Linked DNA regions of Mus musculus: region 1 is linked to region 2. The links are chromatin loops, found by intact Hi-C in ENCODE. Cell type or tissue: left cerebral cortex. All regions are shown on one strand.

Evidence for each region. Peaks named below come from ENCODE experiments on the same cell type or tissue, not always from the same donor. Only the 100,000 strongest peaks of a DNase experiment are listed, where the experiment ranks them.
Region 1: it touches region 2 in a loop (5-fold over the local background); 4 of 42 quality-filtered maps call a loop at or near these places.

Annotation. Positions count from the first base shown.
Region 1 is chr13:23,750,298-23,755,297 of GRCm38, reverse strand. It overlaps H2ac4 (H2A clustered histone 4), which reads right to left and starts at 4,210. Exons shown (of 1, transcript NM_175660.3): 1 at 3,706-4,210. The coding sequence starts at 4,165. The coding sequence ends at 3,773. It overlaps H3c2 (H3 clustered histone 2), which reads right to left and starts at 2,953. Exons shown (of 1, transcript NM_178203.3): 1 at 2,458-2,953. The coding sequence starts at 2,918. The coding sequence ends at 2,508. In left cerebral cortex, CTCF peaks have their summits at 2,985 and 3,833; DNase peaks (open chromatin) are centred at 3,037, 3,776 and 4,231; H3K4me3 peaks cover 1,016 bases; H3K27ac peaks cover 1,618 bases.
Region 2 is chr13:21,751,224-21,756,223 of GRCm38, reverse strand. H2ac15 (H2A clustered histone 15) reads left to right here and starts at 2,312. Exons shown (of 1, transcript NM_178183.2): 1 at 2,312-2,847. The coding sequence starts at 2,397. The coding sequence ends at 2,789. H2bc15 (H2B clustered histone 15) reads right to left here and starts at 2,148. Exons shown (of 1, transcript NM_178201.3): 1 at 1,671-2,148. The coding sequence starts at 2,101. The coding sequence ends at 1,721. In left cerebral cortex, CTCF peaks have their summits at 1,306 and 2,632; DNase peaks (open chromatin) are centred at 1,302 and 2,270; H3K4me3 peaks cover 1,813 bases; H3K27ac peaks cover 1,092 bases.

The sequences.
Region 1 (5,000 bases), 2.0 Mb before region 2:
GTAACCCTAGATGGAAGTTGCAATTCTCTGGCCTCAGTCTCCTCAGCTAAGTAGCAGGTTTGTGCCACTGTGTATGATTTTTATTGTTAAAACTTGTAATCTAAACAGCAGATCTTAAAACTTGACTTCCAAGTTGTCTTTAAGAGCCTTGAACTTTCATACAAATATCCATAACAAAACTGTTTTCTTCAAGAGTACTAGCTGTAAACATTATCATGTGCCTGATATCATTCTGTGTGCAGTTCCTGGAGGATAGAAATCATGTTTACTATAGATCTCAAATGCATACTATCTGTTTAATTACATATATATAGCAAGGTAAAACTTCACAGTTAGACCCTCCACCTGGGCTTTAGGATGGATTTGGCAAAAACATATTTTTTTTTATATAACTTACAAGTTATATAATACAAAGCTATAAGTTACCATAAAGAAAGACCCAATTTTTTAAAAAAGTGTTTTTATTCCAAGTGGAGTGCAGAGAGGAAGGTATAGTAGAACACTAAAGGAAGATCAATATTATTTTAGCAAAATTTGAAAATCAGTTTATTTGTGTTTTGTTTTTGTTTTTCCTGCTCTATAGAGAGAATAGGGGGATATTAGACCATACTACTTCCTAAGAACAAAAACAACAACAAATCCTTAAAAGATTTTTAAGTACATGGTGATAATTTATAAACTGAGCAGAGTCTATGCAATTAAGTGATGCTAAGTAAGATGTAATTTCAGAAGCTTGTTTGAGTTATTTAAAATTTTTATTAAAAAACAATATATAGCTCAGAAAAATTGAAACTATGCATTGGAATATATTCTAATGATAATCATAAAAGATAGATGGTGTAGATTCCAATTTCAAATGGAAAAAAAGATTCATCTGAGATGGCCTAGTAGGCACTTATGATAGAATCTGAGCCTGTGCAAGCTTCCCACACAGTGACTACTATCTGCTGCTGCAGACTATCCACTACTGAGGTCTCTCAAAGAAGATGCACGATTTTATTATTTATTAAGATATTATTATATTTGTTATATTATGAAATTCTATTAAATCTTCAAATAAATGACTGAATGTAGAATCCAGGTTTTAAATGCATGCTTCTAGTAAGGACAATGAGGCAAGAAGAGCCAGACCCTTGAAGACTGCTCATCTGATTCTTACAGAAAAATAGCAAGTTTGCTGCCTTTCAGCAAACTGTACCTAAAACACTACTTTGTTACAGAGGAGAGTAATATATATATAATTTATTCATAACAGCTAAGCAGGGGACATGAATGCCAGCACAGCAAAAACCAAATGTTTAGATATTGGGCATTCAAGGGACATCATGACCATAAGACACCATATGTGGATGACATATCGTTGCCAGGCAGAGCTATCTACAGCAGCCTCTAGGAAATCAAATACCTAGACATATACCTTTTCTTCCTTTTTGTTTGGTTTGGTTTGTTTAATAGGTAAGCTAAGCAAGTGTGATACCTTTTGACCTGGACCCCAGTCTCTTCTAATATCAAGACAAGGTCTTACTAAACTACCAAGGCTGTCTTTGAACTCATTCTGTAACAAAGGGGACTTCAAACTTGTGATCCTGCTGCCCCACTTAATCTATGGAAGAGTATCAGGGAGTGCAGATGTGATTTAAAATAAATTATCATTTTGTAAGCCAGGTTTTAATGTCATTGTTGTATTTGCTATTATTATCCCTGGAAAATATATCCACACGAATCACCCACAAGTTAAATCTTGGTAGTTTGTTGTCTATTCACATTCCCGATATAGGCAGTGTTACATGTAAGAAAGTAGTGGGAAAGGGATGGGAGCCAATGTCTGGAGTGAGAGGTTGTGTAGAGAGGCCTCTGTAGTTTAAAGTTCAGAAATATAGTGAAAAAATTTACAAAAACTAAAAATTTCTGACGATTGCTTGAAATATCCCAGCATAATGTAAATTGTATTTAACTTGAAATACTACTTTTCAGCATCTATTAAAACATAGAAAACAAAATTTTTTAAGTTTTGTACTAGATTTCAATGAGTAACAGCAAAAACAGTAAACATTGCACAAGCTTCAGGACAGACAAGTGTTGGAACCAGAAATATGTGAACAAAAGACACCTGGATATGACCTGTAGTGGAAATTACACAAGAGAGCACAAATATATAGCACGAAAACAAAAACAAAAAAAGACAAAACCCAAGAACAGACCAAAAAGGAATCAAGACAGGCAATGCTTATGACATAAAGCCTGACAGTCCATTACTTTTGGCCACTTATTGTAATATGTAAATTACTGTTTAATTTAAAGGCAGTTTCCAGGACATGAGCTCAAATACCAGCAACAACTGAAGTGAGAACTGATGCCTACTGAAGAAAGCAACAGTATACTTTGTAACTAGATAAATCTTTGAAAAACAAAGTTTCCAAGACAGTAGAAAAGTAACAGCTGCTTTTACAGAAACTGTGGGTGGCTCTGAAAAGAGCCTTTGGGTTCCAGTTTGCACTTTGTTTCGTTTAAGCCCTCTCCCCACGAATGCGGCGGGCGAGCTGGATGTCCTTGGGCATGATGGTGACACGCTTGGCGTGGATGGCGCACAGGTTGGTGTCCTCAAACAGACCCACAAGGTAGGCCTCGCTCGCCTCCTGCAGAGCCATGACGGCCGAGCTCTGGAAGCGCAGGTCGGTCTTGAAGTCCTGCGCGATCTCGCGCACCAGGCGCTGGAACGGCAGCTTGCGGATCAGCAGCTCGGTCGACTTCTGGTAGCGCCGGATCTCGCGCAGCGCCACGGTGCCGGGACGGTAGCGGTGAGGCTTCTTCACGCCGCCGGTGGCCGGGGCGCTCTTGCGGGCGGCCTTGGTGGCCAGCTGCTTGCGCGGGGCCTTGCCGCCGGTGGACTTGCGAGCGGTCTGCTTAGTACGAGCCATGACTTTAACAAGGGAAAATAGACTGACACTATAGTGAGCTGCAAGGCGCTGTCCACCTTTTATACAATCAGACTATCCGCTATTGGACCGAAGAACATTCAAAGGGCCCGCGCTTTGTTGGGATTGGTCAGCCTCTGCTTCTAAATCCTGGTTAAAAAGCTTTCAGAACATGCACACTCTCCGCCTCTCTTCCCCTCCATCTTTGCTATCACTTTAATTTTACACTGTAGTGTATATAACTCCTGTGAACAGAAATTTTACATAAGAAAGTTTTACATAATTTTACTTACATACATACATCAAATTGTCTCAAGCTTTGAAAACTCAATTCAGGTAATCAAACAAGTGAACATAGAAATTTAAAGTAGGTTTTGTGAGCTTTGCAAGACCTAGTTTAAATAAATGTAGTTTATCAATTCTAAAATCAAATATTTGCAAACCGATACACACAGGCAGATCATGTTAGTTAAAATACTGCCGAAACTATGGAAGTGGGATTTAATGGCCCTTAGCCCTTACTACCATTATGCTCTAGACAATCGTGACGTGAATGACAAACCTGGGTGCCAAATTTCTACTAAAAATTTATATAGTATGTTCTAAAGGTTTCATCTCTTACACACTTTTGACTCAAACTAAGGAAGGTCGTAAGATTTATCGCAGGGACTAACAGTATTAAAATCAATTTACTAAGATTGAAAGCTACTTCGTAACTTTTTCATATGTAGTATAAAAACTGTAGTGGAAGAACGTTTCACGAGGTGGCAGCTCATTTTATGGAAAGATGTGGGTGGCTCTGAAAAGAGCCTTTGTTTTGGTTAACTTTCAACTGGGCAGTACAGACAATCGCCAGATTACTTCCCCTTGGCCTTGTGGTGGCTCTCGGTCTTCTTGGGCAGCAGCACGGCCTGGATGTTGGGCAGGACGCCGCCCTGCGCGATGGTCACGCGGCCCAGCAGCTTGTTGAGCTCCTCGTCGTTGCGGATGGCCAGCTGCAGGTGGCGCGGGATGATGCGCGTCTTCTTGTTGTCGCGGGCCGCGTTGCCCGCCAGCTCCAGGATCTCGGCCGTCAGGTACTCCAGCACGGCCGCCAGGTACACCGGGGCGCCGGCGCCCACGCGCTCCGAGTAGTTGCCCTTGCGGAGCAGCCGATGCACGCGGCCTACGGGGAACTGCAGGCCGGCCCGGGAGGAGCGGGTCTTGGCCTTAGCGCGGGCCTTGCCACCCTGCTTTCCGCGTCCAGACATGTATGCGTTTAAGTATCAGTAAAGGCAAAGCAGAGAAAGGAAAAGAATATATAGTAAATTCTGCAACTGAACAGCAAGCATTTATACTAACTGGAGGTATTCTGTTTGTGTTTCTCCCATTGGTTAATATATCGTACCCAATAGAAAGCCAGAATTTGAGCTCCTCATTTGCATAAAGGCCTGCATTTTATTTTTCGCATCCAGTCCTTTTTCATATCGTTCTTTAAAAAATAAAAACCACGTAGATTCTGGGATTTAAACTCTGGTTTTCATGATTAATAGTTAAGAACTTTTTTTTACTTTCTTTTCCAGTTTTTACTTAAATGGAAATAAGTAACTGACTGATTTTCTTGTTGTTTTCATCAAGGTCTTTGTAGTTTTAGAAACTCTGAAATATAGAGTAGGAGTGTTTCTGAGTTGTTAAGCTACTGTCCTGTTTTCAGGGTTTAGAATTGTGTTTTTATGACAAGGAAAGTCAGTGTGGCACTTCCTCCATCTTGTATTCCTGGTAAGGCCATTTCAGGTTTAACTACTTCTTGATCTTGACGTAGAATCTTATAGAATATTACCCAACTGTTTTATGAACCAGAGTTCAAGATTCCCTAGCTAATGTAGCTTCTTTTAAACTGCTTGTTACAAACAAACAACAACAACAACAGAAAAAAATTCTCCCTCTAGCAGCAGAGTGAGATACCAGGATGTGATCCTCAATACAAGGAATAAATCATTTCAATCAGCTACAAACTGTTTCTGAATGGTCATCCTTGGTGGGCTTCTCATAACGGATTAGGTACATAATTTTAGGTTCTATGGCAGGCTTTCTTTTAGCTCCACC
Region 2 (5,000 bases):
ATTCAATATTGATCATCCATATTCAATATTATATTACAAAATATGGTTAAACAGAAAAGGGGAAATGAAAATTTGGTGAAAGATGTCAGGCCAAGACAATACACTTGCTAGCCATCCCTTGAAAACAAGAGGATGTTTGCATAATTATGGCAGCCTACTGCCTTCACACTCCAGTAAGTATTTCCTTGACAAAAAAAAAGTATTCTTTGTATAGTACGAAAAAAAAATCCAAACATTATAGTTTGGTGCATTATACACTGTTTAGTTTGTAACCAGAGCTGTAACAGTTTATGGTTAAGAATAAAGCCTTTGTACTCTGCTTCCCACATAAGATGAGTCCTTTCCTCTTCTTAGCCCTGATCTTTCACACATAATTTTAGCCCAAATCTAAACCCATGAGCCTTGTTATTGGCCTCTATCCCTCTTCATAGTAAAAGAAAATACAAATACTTAGAGAAACAAGGTTTTCATAAATTTTTCTTTATGAAAAATGTAATGAAGTTTAGAATTTTTACACAGGTTCTTTCCCTCTCTATTGTATCTATACTATCATATATATAGTATGTGACAACCAAGATGACATAGGAAACACACACCGAAATGTAAAGCAAATTATGTCAAACATGCAAGAGCAAATTTCTGTTCCCAAAAAGTTTTCAGAGGCTCTGTGCTTCCCAGACATCTGAGCCGACCTTTATCGCTCAAATAGTCTCTGTGTAATATTTTTTATTTTCACTTATCAATATTATTAGTTGGTAATCACACACTTTTATATGAACTTCAAAACTAATTTGGTTTTGATTTTATGAAGTGCTATTGTATGTGAACCTCCTAAAACATGCCTGAAATTTATTTCAGCTGTTTTCTTCTGTATATGACATGTATTGTTAATTTATCTCGATTAATTCATTTAAAAAAATGAAGAAACATGTATCTATTTCTACTAGTTTGTCTGAAAGAATGCCATGTCCCCTAAACAAACAAACAAAAAATTCAAAACTGTTGCTTATGAGCTGGGAGTCACTAGAATACACTAATCATATAAAAATGTACCACCAAAAGAACTGGAGCGATTTCGTGTAGATTCCAGAAAGATTTAAAAATGTTTCAACTAATCTATTGCAATATTTAAACTGAAAATCCCATTAAGGTGAGAATAAGGAAACAGCAGGCAAAGGCCTGACTTTTCCTTTTAAATTTGTTCCAAGCATCAGAAACAGTGGATAAGGGAAGCACCCCAAGAATGGTGGAGAAACAAACGCCACTATCTCTGGCGCTTAAATTTGAAATTGCCCGCGCAGCACAGTAATTGGCTAATGAAGCCACTAACTGATAAGGACAAGATGAGTGTATGTTTTACTTCTGTTAAATTAATGCAAAGAGGAGGGAAAAAAGAAAGACGGCTTACAACACTGTATTCAAGAGGGTAGGAATAGGTGCTATATGTATAGGTTAAGACCAGTTAAGTTTATAGTGTGGAAGGGAACTTTCTAGTCATGAACCTCTGGAATTGACACCTTCCATAAGTCTTTAGATTTCTAAGCAATTATCTCACAAAGTGCACATCCTTCCAATAAAGTGAGTGGCTCTAAAAAGAGCCTTTGTTTCAGGAGTGAGTTAGAGGAACCCCAAAGTGAATACAGGGCAACAGCCTTTTTTAGTTGAAAGTGTGGGTGGCTCTGAAAAGAGCCTTTGGGTTAGGAGTGTGAGTTAAAGGAACTCACTTGGAGCTGGTGTACTTGGTGACAGCCTTGGTGCCCTCCGACACGGCGTGCTTGGCCAGCTCCCCGGGCAGCAGCAGGCGCACGGCCGTCTGGATCTCCCGGGATGTGATGGTCGAGCGCTTGTTGTAATGCGCCAGGCGGGACGCCTCGCTCGCGATGCGCTCGAAGATGTCGTTCACGAACGAGTTCATGATGCCCATGGCCTTGGAGGAGATGCCGGTGTCGGGGTGCACTTGCTTCAGCACCTTGTACACGTACACCGAGTAGCTCTCCTTGCGGCTGCGCTTGCGCTTCTTGCCGTCCTTCTTCTGGGCCTTGGTGACGGCCTTCTTGGACCCCTTCTTCGGGGCGGGAGCGGACTTAGCGGGTTCAGGCATGGTAGGAACTGACCAAAAGCCTAAAGATACAGAAAGAAAAGAAATGTAAAGTGTGTCTGCACAGGCTGCCTTTTAAACAAACTTGTGGCTATAGCTATCGCGAATTAGCAGTCGTCATCCACCAAATACCCAATCATAGCAAGGGCTTTTCAATGCAACTCTGTTATTGGTCTAGGTGCAATGCTTCTATGTAACCAATGAAATTCCTACTTTTTCATGCCCTGCATTGACTATAAATACTGTCAGCTTTGCCTTCAAACCACTTACTGAGCAGGCTTATATTCTAGGTTCTACCATGTCAGGAAGAGGCAAGCAGGGTGGCAAGGCTCGCGCCAAGGCCAAGACCCGCTCCTCCCGGGCCGGCCTGCAGTTCCCCGTGGGCCGCGTGCACCGGCTGCTCCGCAAAGGCAACTACTCGGAGCGCGTGGGCGCCGGCGCCCCGGTGTACCTGGCAGCCGTGCTAGAGTACCTGACGGCCGAGATCCTGGAGCTGGCGGGCAACGCGGCCCGCGACAACAAGAAGACGCGCATTATCCCGCGCCACCTGCAGCTGGCCATCCGCAACGACGAGGAGCTCAACAAGCTGCTGGGCCGCGTGACCATCGCGCAGGGCGGCGTCCTGCCCAACATCCAGGCCGTGCTGCTGCCCAAGAAGACCGAGACCCACCACAAGGCCAAGGGGAAGTGAGGCCCTTGATAGAAAGCAACCCTTTCCAACCACCAAAGGCTCTTTTCAGAGCCACCTACAAAAACACTTGGAGGAGTTGTGCTACTTTGGATCATTATTGGGCTAATGAGTGCAACACTGAGATAATGTGAACCTAACCCTAGTTTTATTAATGCCTTTAGAATTGTTGCATCCAACCTATTTATACAAGCCAGTGTGAAATTTAATTTACTGACCTATAAATACTAGTAGCTATTACTACGTTTTAATGTTTCAGGCCACGAAGTTTGCTTGTATCTTCCTGTAGTGCATTCTAGGAGGAAGAGCAAGTTACAGCTTAGGGACTACTTAGTTCCCTCAGCATTTACAGGATGACGTCTGTCGTTTTTATAAAATTTGGGAATCTGTTCAGCTTTATACCCCCTTTCAACCTTTTCTGTTACATTGCAGAAGATTTTTTTTTTTTGTAAACACCTTATAACTTACATGCAAGATAAAGGTTACCGTGGTTGCACAAACTTTTAAGGAGGCTGAGGTTAAAGAAAATGTTAAAAACAAACAAACAAAAAAACCCTCTGCTGCCAACAGACTTGCCGAAGAAATGCCGAAGATATACAATTCAGTATATTTCTATTTATTCTGAGTCAGTAGAAGAAATTAGCAGAAAAGGAACTCTAGAAAGGAAGGTTGAAGATTGATGTAGTAAATCTATTACTAGAGTTATGTTATCTGAAAACAATTTGGAGTATATATGGACAGCAGTTACCATGAAAAAGTCATTTAGGGGGCTGGAGGAGTGGCCAAGTGGTCAAGGATGATTGCTGATCCTGTAAGAGTTCTCTAGTTTAATTCCTAGCTAACATCAGGTTTAGGGTTGCGGCAGAGAGAAGCTAGAATTGCAGGTCTCAGTCTCCCTGTCATCTCACAGGTCGAGTACCCACTGCCTGTTATATCCTGTGCCAAACTCCACTTACACACACGGACTGAACCAAACACACATCATTCTTGGACATGTGGAGCTTGATGGAAGCCAGGATCCACCAACAATCAAAAACCTTATACATCCTGTTGGACCTCCCAGCCTGCTTGGTGTCCTATAGTCAAATCTTCAAGTTCCACAGTATTCAAATGACAAATTTGAAACAGAGGAATAAGAAACCCTTCCTTTGTCACTTTTTATTGTTAATTGTCTTTTTCTCATGAGACTTCCTCATAGAAAGCAGAGACATGGGAGCACCTCCAGAACACCTGGAGAAAAGTCCCAGCATACGGGTTCAAGCCAAACTCATCATTTTATCTGGGTTCCTAAAATAGCCATTGGCTTTCTTTCAGGATTCACAGGCACTGAAGCCAGTCTTCAGTGTAGTCCTTGTTTTCTCTACTGAGCGGAGATGACAGGCTCTTAACTGTGCCTCTTCACAGCTCTCTGGTACAGCCCTAATACTCTTCATGGTTTATCCTTTCCCACCTTTCTGACTTTGACTTGCGTCATCATCCCTGCATAGTTGAAACACACACACACACACACACACACACACACACACACACACACACACACACACACAGAGACAGATAGAAAAACAAAACCAAAAAATCCACTCACCTCTCACCTGAAAGGGAATAAGAAACAGTGTATACTAGAGGTTTCTCCAAATTTCATGTTCCAACATGGAAGGAGTCTTATGAAGTTATAAAACAAAGTAAAGATAGGTTTAAACATATTGGAGAGATGTGCAGCAATGTGGGAGAAACTTTTCTACAGATCCCAGATACTATCTGATGACTTTCTTGCCTTTTGGATTGGTGGAAACTACTGATCTGCTATGTTGAGGTTACAAATGAGGTTTTTATCTATTAGTCACAAACTGTTAGACATAGAGGACCACATTCAGAGCATAAAGTGTGACCAAGAAGACAACCAGCATTAGAACCTGTGACACTCCAATTTCACTGTTTTCATACCTCTCATATATGTAGTTCCTGTCAATCAACCAGTTTTTGTAAATATAGTTTTTCCATCAATTTTCTTGACAGATCCTAATTTAGTAGATGTGGGGGAAAAGTTTCAGGAGATTAAAAAAAAGTGTTTTTCATTATACTTGTACTGTACAGAGAGTATTAGTACAGAGCATAGTAGTCACAGATGAACCCCTGTCTTCAAATATTTTGTTCAGACTTCACAAACCCACTTGGATATTTTCTTGAAAATATTAGTGAAAGTCAATTAAATAA